Regions from separate parts of the Homo sapiens genome. Here region 1 is linked to region 2. A link is a loop called in an ENCODE intact Hi-C map of the cell type or tissue named here. Cell type or tissue: right lobe of liver. All regions are shown on one strand. Links, peaks and the distances in the headings refer to the core of each region. The heading gives the core; the rest is flanking DNA.

Region 1 (9,152 bases), core at 2,024-7,023, 46 kb after region 2:
GTCTCAAAAAAACACACAAGAAAAGAAAATGCTTCCTACAGAATTTTCCCTTTATGCCTTGTTTTCCATTTGACAACAGAAATTACCCCAACAATTTTTTTTTTTTTTTTTTTTTTTTTTTTTTTTGAGACGGAGTCTCGCTCTGTCACCCAGGCTGGAATGCAGTGGCACGATCTTGGCCCACTGCAAGCTCCGCCTCCCAGGTTCACGCCATTCTCCCGCCTCGGGAGCTGGGACAACAGGTGCCCGCCACCACGCTCGGCTAATTTTTTGTATTTTTAGTACAGACGGAGTTTCACCGTGTTAGCCAGGATGGTCTCGATCTCCTGACCTCGTGATGCACCTGCCTTGACCTCCCAAAGTGCTGGGATTACAGGCGTGAGCCACTGCGCCCGGCCAATAATTTTTTTAGTTTAAGTTCATTTTTGTCCCCGCTGATGAAAGTTAGAGCTGCTTCCTCCAGGCAGCCCTGGGAGTAGGGGCACAGACTTGTGCCTCGCTTCCCAGCAGCTGCCCAGTGCCTCTGTCCACACCCACCTCCCTGGTGTACTTGCCCCCTACAGCAGCAGCCCAGATCCTCCCCTGGATTAAAATTGCAACTGGTGCCCTAACCCAAAACTTGAGAAAAAATTCTCTATCACATCCACTCTTCTGGCATTTGTAGAATCTCTGGCCCTGGGTGTGTCTTTTCCTGTAGCTGTTACAGATTTCTTAAGCAGATTTCTTAAGCAGATGGACATGTCCAGATTCATGCCTAAATATCCAGTTGATAACTGGAAAATGCTGGTTCACGGTTCTTTAGTAAAGATTAATAAGGGATCCCCATGTGCTGGGGAGTGTGCTTCCATTTGAGTGGGGATATCAGAAGAAAAAGAGGGGCTTGTGTAGTAAACCTTACTTTGCCAATTCAGCTGTAGAGCCCAAATTGTTACAAGATGCAAAGATGTACTCCACTTTTTGACCAAGCATCAGCACCTTTGGCTTACCATCCAGTCCTTACTTCTGTGACTGTAAGGGCCCCACCAGTGTCAGCAGACTTGTTTGTGCTTTGGGGGAACTCTCTTCTCAGCTCCCTTTGCCAGTCCCAAGCCTGGTGGATCTGCATCTCACGCCCACTGCACACCGTTCCTCTCCATCTGCCCTTCCCTCCCAGGCCCCCGGTCGGGGGAGCAGGTGTGGCAAGTGTTAGGAACTCCCTTCTGGTGACAGCTGGTCTTCCTAGAGTGTTGCTGGTAACTATCGCCTCTTGGTCTTCTGACATCATTGCCAGGAACGGGGCACTTTTTCGTCTTGTAGTTTGGCCCTCGGGTTTCCTCACTAGGTATTGTGTAACTCCCTCAAAAAAAGGTTTATGAAATGCTGAACCTCAGGTTTCATAGACGTCTTTGTACACTAAAAATTCTGCAGCAGAATATTTTTAAACATTCGCAGTTTTTTGTAAGCTATATTTTTGTATATTTAATTGCTATTTTAAAATTTTAATGCATTTTGCTAATCACTCCTCAAAAATAAAACATGCATGTAATTGACTCAAACGTGTAAATAAAAGCAAATTTTGAAAAATAGTGTTGTGCATATGCCTTTGAACAGAGGGAACATCCATGTGCCACTTACGCAAGCACCTTCAGCAAGACTTGGAAACTCAAGGTGAGTAATTCTATCAGAGCTGGTAACTAGTACTGAGTGATTGTGATGGAAGCCCCTGCCCTTCCTGTGGCATAGTGTGCAAGCGGGGGTGGGGTCAGTGGTGAAGAGTGTGTCAGGCCACCACAGCCAGAGAACAGAGAATCCTGGAATGCAGAGTACAGTGGAGTCTGAAGCCCCCTGGCCTCCCTGAGCTCTGCAAACAGCTGGATACAGATAAGCAGTCTTCCACGTGAACGCCAGCACCAGGGTGACCTGAAATAGCGGATTTTTTTTTTTTTTTTTTTTTGAGACAGTCTTGCTGTCACCCAGGCTGGAGTGCAGTGCAGCAATCTCGGCTCACTGCAGCAACCTCTGCCTCCCAGGTTCAAGCAACTGTCTGCCTCAGCCTCTCGAGTACCTGGGATTACAGGCACGCACCACCATTCCCGGCTAATTATTTTTGTATTTTCAGTAGAGACGGGGTTTCACCATGTTGTCCAGGCTGGTCTTGAACTCCTGACCTCAGGTGATCCACCCGCCTTGGCCTTCCAAAGTGCTGGGATTACAGGCATGAGCCATTGCACCTGGCCAAAGTAGTGGAACTGAGCCTGTTTCCTCCACAGGCCACACCACCCTGCAAAGAGTTGCCCCCACCCCAAGCCCCTAGCTATATCCCAGGCCTGGAAATAACTAGTGTCAGGAGAAAAAACGTCCAAAGCCTTCCTGTGTGGCCGTTGCTGCTCTCCTCACCACCCCTCACTAGGACCGAGTGGCTTCCCAGCTTCCATCAAGGCCAGCCACGATCTTGCAACCAATTGTGGGCAACCTCAATTCAGATGCCTAGAGAGCTCCTCTTCTCAGTCCCCTGAGCCACAGGCCCCTGGCCAGCCTCTCCCTGAGCAGTCGTTTTCTTTGCAGCTTCCTCCGTCACTGCTCAACTCTCGGTTATTTTTCTCACCCTACCTTAGAACTCATGAAATCCCCCTTGCTTTGCCCACCTACATGCATATCATTCTCAGCTCTGTATCTCCAACCCAAATACCCAGTGCTTATTTGGAGTCTCAAAATCACGTAGTCCACAAATGAGCCCAGGTGCCCTCTTGTATCTCTCCTCCCTCCCCTGTATCCAGTCACCACTTCCCAACACAGCCCTCTAAGCATCTCTCCATTCTGGCCATCCACTTCTCCCCTCTCCATTCTGGCCACCCACCTCCCATCTTAGTTCAGGCCTTCCTTTCTCACCTGGACCACGGTCACAGCCCCCTTCATGGCCACTAGTGGAGGGCAGACTGAAAGGGACAGCTGCTAAGACAGGGAAGTGGCAATGGTAACAGCAGAGTTTATGGGCACCTCACAACCTGAAGGTGGTGAGACGGCAGTAAGCTGGGATGAGGATGTGGGCACTGCTGCACAGAGATCAACAAATGCAGAGAGAAGGCAGTGTCTCGGGGCTGGAGCTCAGAGGTAAGGGGTGGTTGAAGTGTTCCCTGGAAATCAGTCAAGGTGATGCTAATGACTGCTTGGGGAGACCCAGGACTGAGGCTGAGGACAGCCACAGCTAACTGTCAGCAGAGAATGAACCAGAACATTAGTAGCCTGGGTGGCAGGACAGGCAAGAGGGCTCTGCTGAGTGAGAACTGAGATGAGGCTGTGAAATGAATGCCAGATTCGGTGGCATGGGATTCACTGGTGGCCTATCAAGAACCCTGCTGTGAGCCGGGCGCAGGGGCTCACACCTGTATTCCCAGCACTTTGGGAGGCCAAGGCAGGCGGATCACCTGGGGTCTGGAGTTCGAGACCAGCCTGGCCATCATGGTGAAACCCCATCTCTACTAAAAATATAAAAATTAGCCAGCCATGGTGGCACATGCCTGTAGTCTCAGCTACGCAGGAGGCTAAGGCAGGAGAATTGCTTGAGCCTGGAAGGCAGAGGTTGCAGTGAGCTGAGATCGCCCCACTGCACTCCACCTGGGTGACACAGCGAGACTGTCTCAAAAACCCTGCTGTGGAGTGACAGGGTTTACTGAGCACAAGGTGGAACATGAGGGAATGGACTAGTTTCTCTAGAGTAGGGGGAGGGCCCACGGAGGAGGAAGCTCAAAGCGAGGCAGAAGGGGACATCAACAGCGTCTTCCCAACTCAGGCACCAGAGACAGACAGTCCCGGGTTTGAGTCCAGCTCTACTCTTTTCCAGCTGAGTGACCCTGGGCAGCCTTACTCATCCGTTCAGTTTCCTTTTCTGTTAAATTGTGGGAACAGCAAGGGCTGCATGGTGACCCACGTCGAGCAGTGGACAACCTCCTGAACGCAGCACAGCAGAGGCAGCAGGACCACAAAACAGGGGCCTCAGAGGGGCAGGCCCTGGCCTCGGTCTCCATGGGAAGTGAGCAAGTTCACAGGAGTTGGCCCAGGGAGCAGCACCCTGTGGTACAAGCAGGAGGATGGTGGTGCCATCTTTGGTGCCTGGGTACTGGAGGAGGGTGAGGCCACCAACAGCGCTGCTGGCAGCAGAGGAGGGCAGAGGAACTCAGGATCAGGGCGTCAGAGGTAGTATAGGCCAGGAGCCTGCAAACAGCAGCAGCAGGGAAGAGGGTCACCAATCACTCTCCAGGGGACAAAATTACCCTCCACGCAGCAGCCATCCTGCTCTGCACCCACACAAGGTCCCAATGCAGCAGCACCCATATTTCCTAAGTGCCAAGGCCCATGTGCAGAGGTGGCCACGCCTAGTGGAACAGCCCACAGCCCACATATCAGTTCCCCTTGCCCCAGCTGGAACACGGGTGTCTCTGCTGCCTCCATGCGGCTGGCACCCTGCCCATCCCTCCCTGACCACAGCCTTAAACGGAGGGGAGCAGGGAGGCTGCAGAGCCTTGGGGTTTTCCCTCCTGGTCCAAGGCTGCTTTGTACAGGCCCATCCTTGCCTTCAACAGCAATATGGGCACCACTTAAGACCTCAGATATAAAAGGTGCATTCTCTCCTTGGGAAAGGCTTTTGAAATTATTCTGCAAAGCAGAAAGAAAAGCTTCAGCCCCTACCAAGAGCACCTGCAGCCTGGCACTCTCCTCAGGCAGTCTTCTGAGACTCACCTCCCAAGTGCCACAGTGCCCTGAAGGACCCCCCACTCCCCATGAGTTCTTTGACAGACACTTCAGTTCTTCCTTTTCTACTTAGCCTGAAAGAAAAACCAGATTCTCCCTGATCCCCTGAGGGGGTGTCAATTCTAGTGGCCCTGCTGACTCATGTTAGTCCTCCAGATTGTGCTGCTTCTGCCAGTGTACCCACTTGCATCAGAACAGTCCGCCCACTACCCAAGGAAATTCTGCCAAGAAAAGAAGCCCTGTCTCTCCAGACATTCATTCCCAGGATTTAGTGTAAAGTAACGTGGAACTGCCCTTCCAAAAACTGCTTGTTAAGTTTCAGGTACACAATTAACCTGCCCAATTAATTTTGCAGAACCTTGAAATAAAACATGTTTTACAGTAAGTTCACACACAGGCTTAATGCAAACCAGAGTAATGCACAGATGATTGCCAAGACCATATTGACAAATTGTGATTAGATTATAACGCATAGTAGCCTGCCTTACATTCAGCAAGTTCAAACAGGACACAAAACCAGTCAACTGAACACAGAGCAGCTCTCTTCAGAAGCACTTCCAATGAGTGATGCAGAGATTTCAAAAATACAAAGCAGGCAACTTATATACAGCAAATCCTCACACTGCCTGGACATGTGCCACTTTTTTGTTGTTTTTAATATATTTTTCCTTCCTGGTTGCTAATTTAGACTGAATTCTTAAGGATTTATCTTGATGACTTAGAAAAATACACCTGTCCTTTCTCACTTTGTTTCAGGTAGTACAGTCATGAAATTGAGTAAGTCTCTTAAAAAAATGAAAGTCCACAGATCCCATTGTGGAAGGTTTCAGGAACCCCTCCCCAGGTAATGATCACGGGATCTTCAACAGCTCAAGGAGTGCTCCAACAGCTCCAAAATAACCCTGAAAGAAAATACACCAAAAATAAGTGCAATTTTCCTTAGACTTATTCAAATCACCTTACACATGATGACTAGTGTTAAAGCCAACCACTGCCCACACACAGCATACCCATTTCCTGAGCACCCCAGAAGGGCCAAGGCCAGCCTGGGAGCAGAGACGCCCTAAGGAGTCCCTGTCTGGGGAGGGGGCTGGATGTCCTAGACTATCCAAGCACTTCAGACCACTGTGATAAGAGGAAAACCAAACCCGCAGTGAGGGCGACAGGAGCTATGAGGCCAGCAGCAGCTCAGTTACCTCTGGTAAGAGACAGAACCTGACTGTTTCTGGGGAATGAGGTGAGAAGCAGCAGAGGCCTGGAGCATTTCCAGACAACTAAGGAATGAAGGCGAGGTCGGATGCAAAGTGCAATGAAACAGGTGAAGTTGTGAGGTGGGTCACAGAGGGTGAGAGCCCGACTGAGCTGGGAGAGGGAGGGAGAGTAAGAGATAAGATGGATTCAAGATTCACCCCTAACAGAGGACAGGACAGCAGGAGGGGGCAGCATCCCCGAGAAAGGGGACACAGGAGTAAGAGGTGTGGAGAGCAAGGCCGGTGGGTGAGTTCCCTACAGGACATGGGAAGCTGAGGTGCCCACAGCAGCCAAGCAGCTGTGCCCGGGTGGTCACCAGACACCTGGATCACTGGCCCAGAAGCAGGCGGCACAGGAATGAAAACCACCACCCAAAGGTAACGTGAAGAGAGGTACAGAACAAAGAGCAAAGCCTGAGGAAGCACGGAGGCTCCCGAGGGAGGGCAGCCCTCAGCCCTCCTGAGACACAGAAGCAGCAGCTGAGAGACGACAAGCACTGTACTGTCTCCAGAAGCAGTCAGGTCACATGCAACCAAGAACTCAAAACCAAAACACAGGAATAGCACATTAGAGAAAACGGGGCAAACCCCATAATGACAGAAAAGAGAACACTAGCAAGAATCAGAGGCAAATCCTAAAACGATGCAGAATCCATCAGGGTCTCCAACCTGTAAGGTAAGATATCAGACTACTTTTTAAAAGAAATAACTAAAAAAGGAATGAGAAGATCCTGAAAGACTTGTGTATGGATTTTTTAAAAGTCTCTGAAACATAAATAACTACCACTCTATCTTTCACGAAAAGCTTCTTCAAGAAACCTGATCAAACGAGAGGCCAAAGGCTTTCTTGTCACACTCTAGTTGGCAATTTAAAAGAAAGGCATATTGGCTGGGCGCAGTGGCTCACAGGTAACCCAGCACTTCGGGAGGCCAAGGCAGGTGGATCACTTGAGGTCTGGAGCTCAAGACCAGCCTGGCCAATATGGCAAACCCCGTGTCTCTACTAAAAATACAAAAATTAGCCAGGTGCGGTGGCACGTGCCTGTAGTCCCATCTACTCAGGAGGCTTAGACAAGAGAATCACTTGAACCCAGGAGGCAGAAGTTAAAGTGAGCCGAGACTGCGCCACTGCACTCCAGCCTGGCTGACAGAGTAAGACCCCATCTCAAAAAACAAAAAAAAGAAAGGCATATTGACCATCTTTGGTTTTGGTGTGTATAAATAAAATAAAGGCAGCCACACCAATCTGTGATGTGAGGCGGCCAGCAGCTACAGGACAAGGCACAGCTGAAATACAGAGGCAAGGCTGTTTGTCTTAATAGTTCACTATACAGTTTGTTTTAGGCAGCTTTCTGTACCTTTTATTTTATAATAAAAATATAGAAGATACAGTTAACCATTATATATATATATGGGGGGGGTCCACTGAAGACTAGGATGCTACTATCAAGACAGAAACAGGTGGTTATAAACTACAACGTGCTAAGATGAGAATAAAGGATCAAAGAGGAAACGCTTGAGAGAATCTATACGAAGCTTTCACAACAAAAGTTAAAGTGACTTCAATGTGAGGGCAAGAAAATATTTCAAGGCTCAGAGAGGCTAAAATAATCAAAGTTCTGAACTGAACAATGAGAACACTTGGACACAGGAAGGGGAACATCCCACACCAGGGCCTGCCATGGGGTGGGGGGAGGGGGGAGGGATAGCATTAGGAGATATACTTAATGTAAATGACGAGTTAATGGGTGCAGCACACCAACATGGCACATGTATACGTATGTAACAAACCTGCGCGTTGTGCACATGTATCCTAGAACTTAAATAAAAAAATAAAATAAAATAATCATCAAAGTTCCACAAGGGCAGAGATGCACACAAGAGTCAAAGGCCTGAATGCAAATGGAAAACACAGGGACAAATGGACCAGCAAAGCTAAGCAGTGGGAAAAACAAAGTCAGCGAGCAATAAGGACAAAATGCAACCAAGAATTTCACGAAGGCTTATAACTATTATGATGATATCGGTTTGGTGTTTTGTTTTTTGTTTTGAGATGGAGTTTCGCTCTTGTTGCCCAGGCTGGAGTGCAGTGGTGCGATCTCGGCTCACCGCAACCTCTGCCTCCCGGGTTCAAGAGATTTTCCCACCTCAGCCTCCCAAGTAGCTGGGATTACAGGTATGTGCCACCACGTCCAGCTAATTTTTGTATTTTTTGTAGAGACAGGGCTTCTCCATGTTGGTCAGGCTGGTCTTGAACTCCTGACCTCATGATCCGCCCACCTCGGCCTCCCAAAGTGCTGGGATTACAGGCGTGAGCCGCTGCACCTGGCCTGTTTGGTGTTTTTGTTTGTTTTGTTGTTGTTGTTTGTTTTTGTTTTTGAGACAGAGTCTCGTTCTGTTGCCCAGGCTGTAGTACAGTGGTGCGATCTCAGCTCACTGCAACCTCCGCCTCCCAGATTCAAGAGATTCTCCTGTCTCAGCCTCCCGAGTAGCTGGGGATTATAGGCGCCCGCCATTGCGCCCAGCTAATTTTTGTATTTTTAGTAGAGACAGGGTTTTGCCACATTGACCATGGTTGGCCAGGCTGGTCTCCTGACCTTAGGTGATCTGCCCATCTCAGCCTCCCAAAGTGCTGGGATTACAGACGTGAGCCACCGCACCCAGCCTATTTTTTTTTTAAGGTTAACTTAAAAAACTAATCTCCATGTTCTACCTAGGAAAAGGTTAAACAAGAGGCAGAAATAAAGCAGAAAAAGATCTAACATTCGAGTTTAAAAAATTCTAATATAAAGCAAAATAAAATAAGTCAGATCACAAAAAAAGATGTATACAGAAACATGAACTGTAAGAAACTTAATGGCAATTCGGTGCTGGTTTACAAATACAGTAATGTTAGAATTTTAAAACTAAGTTAGATGACTTCAATTTTAAGCTTTTTGATATGGGGATTTGTGTACTTTGGACTTCAACTATGAACTAAAGCAATTTAAAAAGAAAAACTTAAAGTAACTTTAAAGGAAAAAGTAATCTCTAGCACTTCAAATCTGTGCTATTATCTGGACTTTGATTTCCTTTAATTCATATAGACTGTTAAACTAAATATGCAATACAATTCTGAAAAATGTTCATAATAACAGTATCTAAAATCCAAGAACAGTTGAAAGAATAGTTCAA
Region 2 (9,152 bases), core at 1,370-6,369:
AAAATGCCTTGAGAAATGTTCCCTCCCATTCTCTGCAAAAGATTGTCAAGGATTTGTGCTCATTCTTATTTAAACTTTTGGTAGAATTCTCTGGTAAAAGCCTCTTGGCCTGGAGCTTTCTTTTTTGTGAATTTTTAAATGACTAATTCAGTTTCTTTGATAGTTATAAAACTGTTCACATTATCTATTTTATATTGGGTGAGTTTTTGTAGTTTGTGTTTTTTGAGGAATTGGTCTGTTTTATTTATGTTACTAAATTTATGTCTGTATATGTGTGTATACCCTTCTTATCCTTTTGATGTCTGCAGTGTCTGTAGTGATCTCTCCTATTTAATTGTTGATATAGGTAATTTGTGTCTTCTCTTTTTTTTTTTTTTTTTTTTTTTTTGTCATTCTTCCTAGAGATTTGTCAGTGTTACTGATCATTTCAAAGAAAAGACTCAGCTTTTTGTTTCATTGATTTTTCTCTATTGTTTTCCTATTCTCAATTTAACTGGTTTCTGTTCTTTAATTTTTAACTTGCCCTTTTTCTGGGTTCTTGATGTAGGAGTTTAGATTATTGATTTGAGATTTTTTATTTTCTTATGTGTGCGTTTAGTACCATGAATTGCCCACTCAGCACTACTTTACCTATGTCTCTCAAATTTTGATATGTTGTATTTTCATTTTCTTTTTTTTTTATTTTGAGATGGCGTTTCGCGTGTGTCACCCAGGCTGGAGTGCAGTGGCACAATCTCAGCTCACTGCAACCTCCACCTCCCGGGTTCAGTCAATTCTCCTGCCTCAGCCTCCCGAGTAGCTGGGATTACAGGCACCTGCCACCACACCCAGCTAATTTTTGTGTTTTTAGTAGAGACGGGGTTTTACCTAGTTGGCTAGGCTGGTCTCAAACTCCTAACCTCATGTGATCCACCCGCCTCGGCCTCCCAAAGTGCTGAGATTACAGGCGTGAGCCATCCCGTCCAGCCCTTTTTTTTTTTTAAACTGAGACGGAGTCTCACTCTGTCGCCCACGTTGGAGTGCAGTGGCGCGATCTCGGCTCACTGCAATCTCCGCCGCCAGGATTCAAGCGATCCTCGTGCCTTAGCCTCTTGAGTAACTGGGACTACAGGTGCGTGCCACCACGCCCGACTAATTTTTTTGTATTTTTAGTAGAGATGGGGTTTCACCATGTTGGCCAGTCTGGTCTTGAACTCCTGACCTCAGGTGATCTGCCCGCCTCGGCCCTCCACAGTGCTGGGATTATAAGCGTTAGCCACCACACCCAGCCTGTATTTTCATTTTCAATCAATTCAGTGTATTTTTAAAAATTTCTTTTAAGACCTCTTTTTGACTTATAGATTATTTAGTAGTGTGTTGATTAGTTTCTAAGTGTTTGGATATTTTCTTGCTACCCTTCTGTTATAAATGTCTAGTTTGATTCAACTATGTCCAGTAACACACTCTATATGACTTCGATTTTTGAAAGGTTGTTTGAGATTTGTTTTATGACCAGGAATGTGGTCTGTCCTGGTGTAGGTGCCATGGGTATTTGAAAAGAATGTATATTTTGCTGTTGCTAGGTAGAGTGCTCTATATATTTTGAGTAGATCCTGTTGTCTAATTGTGTTGTTGAATTTTTCTTTATCCTTGCTGGTTTTCTATCTAGTTGTTTCATCAGCTGTTGGGAGAAGGTTTTGAAGTATTTGAGTATAATTATAGATTTCTTTATATCTCCTTTCAGTTCAGTCAGTTTTTCCTTCACATGTTTTGCAGCTCTGTTGTTTTGTGCATGCACATTTAGGATTGCTATGTATTTTTAGTGGGTTGACCATTTTATCATTAGGTAATGTTTCTTTCTCTCTCTGGTAATTTTATTTTCTGTGAAATCTGCTTTGATGTTAATATAGCCACTCCTGCTTTCTTTTGATTAATGCTTGCATTACATATCTTTTTCCATCCTTTTCAACATGCATGTATCATTATTTTTAAAGTGAGTTTCAGGTAGACAGCATATTATTGGGTGATGTTTTTTAATTCATTCTGCCAGTCTCTGTGTTTTAATTGGCATATTTAAATCATTTATACTTAAGCTTGCCATTTTAAACTTTGTTTTCTATTTGTTTTCACTATTTTTGTTTCTGTTACTTGAGTAATTTTTTGAAGTCCTTTTTGATTTTTTGTAGTGTTTTGAGTGTATGTCTTTGTATAGTTTTCTTACTGATTGCTGTAGGCATTGTATTATATATGCAGTCTACTAGTATACTTTACCAGTTCAGACTAGAAATGTTACCTCCTTTTATGTCCCTTTATCCTCCCTTATTTTTAATATGCTCATCTTAAATATTTCCTCTGAATACATTTAGAACCGGGTTGGACAATTATAATTTTTCTTCAACCACTGAATATAATTTAGAAAACTCAAGAGAAGGAAGTTTATTGTATTTACCCTTATATTTGTTTACCATGTTGTTTCTTCCTTCTTGATGTTCCAAGGTTCCTTTTCTTATCATTTCCCTTCTGTTAAGACAGCTTCCTTTAGTCACTCTTCAAGAGTAGGTCTGCTAGCAATAAATTCCCGTTGTTTTCCTTCATGTGAGGCTGTCTTGATTTCCTGTTTCATTCCTGAAGGGTATTTTTGCTGGATGTAGGATTTTGGGTTGATGGCTCTTTTCTTTCAGCACTTGAAAAATGTGTTCCTTCCTTTTGGCCTCCATTGTTTCTGATGAGAAATCTGTGTCTTTCATATTATTTCCCCCAATGGTATCTCCTTAGTTGCTTTCAAGATTTTTTAGTGTTGTTTTAACTCAATTACCTCTGCAAAGAAAAAAAAAGATTTTGTTGTTGTTGTTTTAGTTTTCAGAAGTTTGACTACGATGTGTCTTGTTGTAGATTTCTTTGGGTTTATTCTCTTTGGAGTTTGTTCAGCTTCTTAAATCTGTACACTTATGTACAGATTCCTCAGCTTGCCGAGTAGCTGGGATTACAGGTGCCCACCACCATGCCTGGATAATTTTTGTATTTTTAGTAGAGACAGGGTTTCACCATGTTTGCCAGGCTTGTCTCGAACTCCTGACCTGAAGAGATCCATCCACCTTGGCCTCCCAAAGTGCTGGGATTACAGGTGTGAGTCACCGTGCCTGGCCCTAGTTCACTTATGCTTTCCCCTTTCTTCTCCATTCTGCTGTTGAGCCCATCGCTTAGTTTTAGTTTTTTTATTTCAATTATTGTGTTTTTCAGTTCTATAATTTCCATTTTGTTCCTCTTTATATCTTCTGTTTCTTTGCTGAGAATTTCAGTGTTTTCACTTGTTTCAAGCATGTTCATAAATGCTTGCTTAAACAATTTGATGACGGCTACTTTAAAATCTTTGTCAGATAATTTTAACATTTTTGTCATTGACATTAGCATCTGTTAATTATCATTTCTCATTTGATTTGTGATCTTCCTAGTCTTGGTACGATGAGTAATTTTTAGTTGAAACCTGGACATTTTGTGTATTATGTTATGAGACTCTGGATTTTTTTTAAACCTGATGTGTTAACTGGCTTCCTTTGACAGCACTCTGACAGTGAAACGGTGGGTTGTAATGCTGCTTCATTAATGCCAGGTAAAGGTAGAAGTCCAGGTTCCCTATTTAGCCTTTATTGACATGGGGGGCGGGGACGGGGCAGGAATGGGAGTTCCAGCTCTCAACTAGGCTTTCACTGATACCTCTTTGGCTGGAAAAGGTAGGAGTGCTTGTTGCCACTTGGTGGTGGTAAAATCCCGATTCTTCACGAGATCCTCCTCTGTCATCACCCCATTGAGGAGGAGTATAGTCACTTTGTTACTGCTGGATAGGGGTAGAAGTCAGGGTCCACATGTAGTCTCTACTGATATCACTGAGGTGGAGCCTCATTTTCACCATGTTGTGTAAAAATTCCAGCTGGCCAACATGGTGAAACTCTGTCTCTACTAAAAATACAAAAATTAGCTGGGCATGGTGGTGGGCGCCTGTAGTCCCAGCTACTCGGGAGGCTGAGGCAGGACAATCGCTTGAACCTGGAAGGCGGAGGTTGCAGTGAGCCAAGATCACACCACTGCACTCCAGCCTGGTGACAGAGCAAGACGCCATCTCAAAAAAAAAAAAAAAACAGATTTCAGCTTCCTACTTGGCCTTTTCTAACACTATCCCAGCAAGATGGCTGGGGGGCATCTCGTTACATCCTGGCAAGAGTGAAAATCTAGGCTCTGCCTTCAGCCTTTGCTGGCATGTCTATAGGGGTGTGGCCATAGTTTTTTCTGGGTTGTTTAGCTGAAGTAGGGCAATTCTTGTTTAAAAGCTTTCAGTCTTGTTAACTACTCCTTTTGTCATCCTTTGGCTAGAGAGAACACGTTCATTAGGGCTTTTTTTTTTTTTTGTCTTCACCTGTTGACATTCTTGTTTGCCAACTTTGCCAGCTCTAAGTCTGGGATATAGGAGACAAAAACAAAGCCCAGAGAACTCGTTAACATGTGGTTCCTTGGGTCCCCAGGTCCCTAGTTAGTGTGCTACCTTCTGTCCAACTTAATGTCCATGGTTTTTAGTTATATTTAGCTGGATAAATAGGGAAATGTATGTCTATGCCATCTTTCTGGAGTCAGAAGTCTACCTGACTGTCTTTTAATGGAGATACAGACAGTGATTCCATTATCTTTTATTGTTGCATTTTAGTTAATAATGAAAACTAACATTTCTCAAGTACACAGTATGTGCCCAGGTACTGTTCTAAGTGCTTTAAGTGCTTTTCGTGTGTTGAGTCATTTAATTCCCTTAAAACTTTATGAAATAGTTACTAGTATTATTCTGTCTTATCAGATGAGGAAACCGAGACATAGAAAAGATAAGAAACAAGCCCCAAATTACTGACAAATCCGTGGTTAAACCCCTGGCTCTCTGACTCCATAAGCCCACTCTAATACTCATGGCCTAGGATAAATCTCAAATCTATATGCTTTCCATTATAACAACTTTTTTTTTTTGGAAACTTATCACAGTTTTTCTATCCTAGAATTCAGAAATTTTACTAGGATCTGTCCAAATATAGGTCTTATTTTTAAAATAATTCTCTCTAGAACCCAGTGTATCCATTTCATCAGAAAGCTTAGGTCTTTCTACTGATCAGTGACATGTTTTTAAAATTTTTAATCTTTCCTCTCATCCACCCACTCAAGAAAAGATTTTGCAGAAGGTGTTTCATGTGGTCATAAAGATACTCAATAAATAACAAAGAAGTTAGTTCCTTCTAATATGTCAAAAGCTTTCTCTTTTAGAGATAGTCTTGCTTTGTCACCCAGGCTGGAGCGTAGCAGTGATATCATAGCTCACTGTAACCTTGAATTCCTGGGCTCAAGTGATCCTCCCATCTTAGCCTCCAGAGTAACTAGTACTACAAGCACATGCCACCATGCCCAACTAATTTTTTAATTTTTATTTTTATTTGTACAGGTGGGGTCTCCCTGTGTCTCCCAGGCTGGTCTCAAATCCCTGGCCTCGAGCAGTCCTCCCACCTCAGCCTCCCAAAGTACTGGGGTTACAGGCATGTACCACTGCACCCAGCCCCTTTCTGAGCATTTTTTTTTTCCTTTGAGATGGAGTCTTGCTCTGTCCCAGGCTGGAGTGCAATGGTGCGATCTCAGCTCACTGCAACCTCTGCCTCCCAGGTTGAAGCTAATCTGCCTCAGCTTCCTGAGAAGCTGGGATTACAGGCGCACGCCACCAGGCCCATCTAATTTTTGTATTTTTTAGTAGAGACGGGGTTTCACCACATTAGCCAGGCAGGTCTCGAACTCCTGACCTCGTGATCTGCCCACCTGGGCCTCCCAAAGTGCTGGGATTACAGGCGTGAGCCACCGCACCCAGCCACCTGTTACATTTTTTATTCTTTCTTTCTTTTTTTTTTTTTTTTTTTTTTGTTGCCAGGCTGGAGTGCAGTGGCGCAATCTCGGCTCACTGCAACTTCCGACTCCATGGTTCAAGGGATTCTCCTGCCTCAGCCTCCCGAGTAGCTGGGATTACAGGCATGCGTCACCACGCTCAGCTAATTTTTGTATTTTTATAGAGACAGAGTTTCACCATATTGGCCAAGATGGTCTCGATCTCCTGACCTCGTGATCTGCCCGCCTCAGCCTCCCAAAGTGCTGGGATTACAGGCATGAGCCACTGCACCCGGCACTTCTGAGCATTTTTGAAGCAAAACTAGAATATTGACTCCTGGGAAGATGATATGGTATTGTCCAGGGAACAGGAACTGGTCTAAGAAGAATGTGGCTACCAAGCATGCTTTGAGGAATGCTACTGCAGCCCCATTTAGCTGTGGTGTATTGTGTTAAACTCAGGTCATGTAGGCATCCAAATCTCAAGTAATCTGTCCCTCTTAGAACTTCTTGGTTCTAAGATTGCTGATAAAATACTCAAATCTTCTTGTCTTTTTTTTTTGTTTTGGTTTGATTTTAATAAACTGACTGGGTGGTTTGAAATTTAGGCTGAGGCTAGAGATTTCAAGAACTGAATTTACATAAGGGGAAAAAAAGGCTTTCACGTGAATGAAGTTGGAAATGCCAAGTAAGCTACAACAGTGTACTGTATGTTCTATTTCTCCTCTTCACTCCCACAAGGAGCAATTACTAAATAACTTATATTTGTAAGACTTCAATAGCAAAGAATGCATATTACTAAGATGATATGTAGCCTTTTATCAATTTATTTTAAAAGATTAATACTTCTGGTGAAAATACATTATGATAAAAATTTTGTAAAAACTAATGTGTCACTGGATCAGGATTAACATCTTGGAATACTCTACCATCTACTTAAAATTGTTGGGCCAACATATCAATTGTAGTGAAGCCATTTTATTTACTAAAACAAAGAGAGAAAAATTCCTAAAATATATTCGCATCAACATATCTTCTACCAGCCTGGATCCCTCTGGTAATTGGGATTTATTAAAAGGCCCTGCCAGGTAGTGAGGACTCACAAAAGTCTCAACATCCAGCCCCCAGCAGCACTAAGGCAGATGTCTCTTCCCTCTGATGACAGTGCTACTACCTCTACTGCTGTGTGTGTCTGAGTCTTTGTACAGAATGCTACAAGAATTGTACCAATTTCAAGAACTCTGCAGGGCAACATTCCCACACCACTGGCCTCACTCCTAGCTAGCCTGTATTAATGGCTGCCTTTGGCCAGACATGGTTTCTAGTTCCTGCATCTGGAGGCCAGGTTGGCAGGCCACCTGACAGAAAGCTGTCAGTGCATGCAGAAGAGCTCCCTGTGGAAGGGGCACTTGGTTTGGTGGAATCCTCTCCAGAGACATGATTTTTGTCAAGGCTTCCTTTATGGTATTTACTACTTTCATTTAATGTCATTCCCTTTCCCCAAACACACACACACACACACACACACACACACACACACACTAAAGCCTTAATAGTTTTGTCCTCTTTGAGTTTTCAGACACTTCATTATCTGCTATCTCATTTTATCCTTTCAGGAATTCCTTAAAGTTGTTAGATTATCCCATTTGAATATCCCATTATCCCATTTGAAAGATGAGAAAATTGAAGTATAGATGGGCCAAGCTCTGACATTTAGCTAGTGACATCCTGGGAGCAAGCATCCAGCTTTGCTGACTGCAAACCTCTCCGTCTTTCTACCATACCACTTTCTGTCACTTGCCTATTTCCTCTTAGCTTGCCCAGTACAGATGTTTATTCTCTTATTTTCTTCTTTTTTTTTTTTTTTTTTTTTTTTTTGAGATGGAATCTCGCTCTGTCACCCAGGTAGAGTGCAGTGGAGCAATCTTGGCTCACTGCAACCAACCACCTCCCTGGTTTGAGCGATTCCCCTGCATTAGCCTCCTGAGTAGCTGGGATTACAAGTGTGTGCCACCACGCCCAGTTAATTTTTGCATCTTTAGTAGAGACACATTGTCGCCATGTTGGCCAGGCTGGTCTCGAACTCCTAACCTCAGGTGATCCACCCACCTCAGCCTCCCAAAGTGCTGGGATTACAGGTGTGAGCCACTGCACCTGGCCTAATCCCTTATTTTCTAAGGTGAGAGATATTTTACCAAGCCAGTCTTGTCTGGGGAGGGATATTTCTAAGGGATTAAAGGACAGCCATCTAAGTCTTGGCTATAACAAGGGTCATCAAGTGAGGCCCTGTCAGCAATATGAAAGTTAAGAGCTGAGTTTTGTGCCCTGTAATTTTCTAATAGCTCCACAGCGTATGTGCTATGTATATTTGGTAAAGCACTCCTTAACTACATCCTTCCTTCCCTTCGTAAGAAGATCTGAATGTAGGAAAAAGGAAATTAAATATGTATTTGAGTAAAAGCACTTGCTCTAACTGAGCCAACCCAGAAAATGGCCAAAGGTTCAAAATTAAATATTACCCATTATTTATGTTTGGAAGCTGTCAGAGAAGAATTTACATGGGATGAAGTTGTTCTTTGCAGGTACTGACTTCCTGATATATGTTACTAGAGACTGGAAACTAATCATAAGATTTAGATTTCAGATACAGCCAGTTAGCATCTCAGTGGTGTCAACAGTATAAATATACTCTTCTGGGAACCTACAAGAAAACTAAAAATCTGTGAACACATTTTTAATTTACCATGCATAAATAAAAGTAGAAGTTTTCTTTGCTTGGTAGAGTTTTGTTTGGGTTTGGATTTGTAGTATTCATAGTTATAATTCCATTGTCAATCTTTGGTCTTAATAAGCAGGCCTGGCAGGAACTCTTTATTTTGTAAGGAATCAAAATGACAAACTACAGCTTATCACTTACAGGAGAGGCATCCTTTATCTGTGGAATTTTAACTGTAGTAATCAGTAAGTATTCTCAAACAAACTGACAGAAATAGTCCTTTTTTTTAATGTTTAAACAACACTTACTGTTTCTGATTATAAAAGTAACACATGAGCAAGGCAGTGGAGCATATGGACTGAGACTGCTGAGTTTGGAGTTGGAGAGGCTCTGGCTGTGTACATACCGGGTCAGTCATGGCCATGGGACCAGAACTGTCTAAGCTTCAGTTTCCTTGTGTATAGAATGGGGAGAAATTGGCCGGGCACAGTGGCTCATGCCTATAATACCAGCACTTTGGGAGGCCAAGTAGGGATGATTGCTTGAGCCCACGAGTTCA

Evidence for each region. A loop is a pair of places that touch in the nucleus more often than their neighbours do. Peaks named below come from ENCODE experiments on the same cell type or tissue, not always from the same donor. Only the 100,000 strongest peaks of a DNase experiment are listed, where the experiment ranks them.
Region 1: a loop joins it to region 2, with 2.9 times the contacts of the local background. A loop is called at or near these places in 3 of 110 quality-filtered maps.

Annotation. Positions count from the first base shown.
Region 1 is chr20:3,919,722-3,928,873 of GRCh38, reverse strand. It overlaps PANK2 (pantothenate kinase 2), which reads right to left. Exons shown (of 7, transcript NM_001386393.1): 7 at 1-5,630. The coding sequence ends at 5,580. RNF24 (ring finger protein 24) reads left to right here. Exons shown (of 6, transcript NM_001134337.3): 6 at 1-1,563. Among named protein-coding and RNA genes, the nearest start is that of MIR103B2, 6.7 kb to the right of the region's middle. RefSeq lists an enhancer at 2,669-2,838. In right lobe of liver, for the core only: no CTCF peak of the experiment used is centred there; a DNase peak (open chromatin) is centred at 4,393; H3K27ac peaks cover 863 bases.
Region 2 is chr20:3,964,737-3,973,888 of GRCh38, reverse strand. All of the region lies in intron 1 of RNF24 (ring finger protein 24), which reads left to right. Among named protein-coding and RNA genes, the nearest start is that of RNF24, 46 kb to the left of the region's middle. In right lobe of liver, for the core only: a CTCF peak has its summit at 3,733 (motif pointing right); a DNase peak (open chromatin) is centred at 3,648.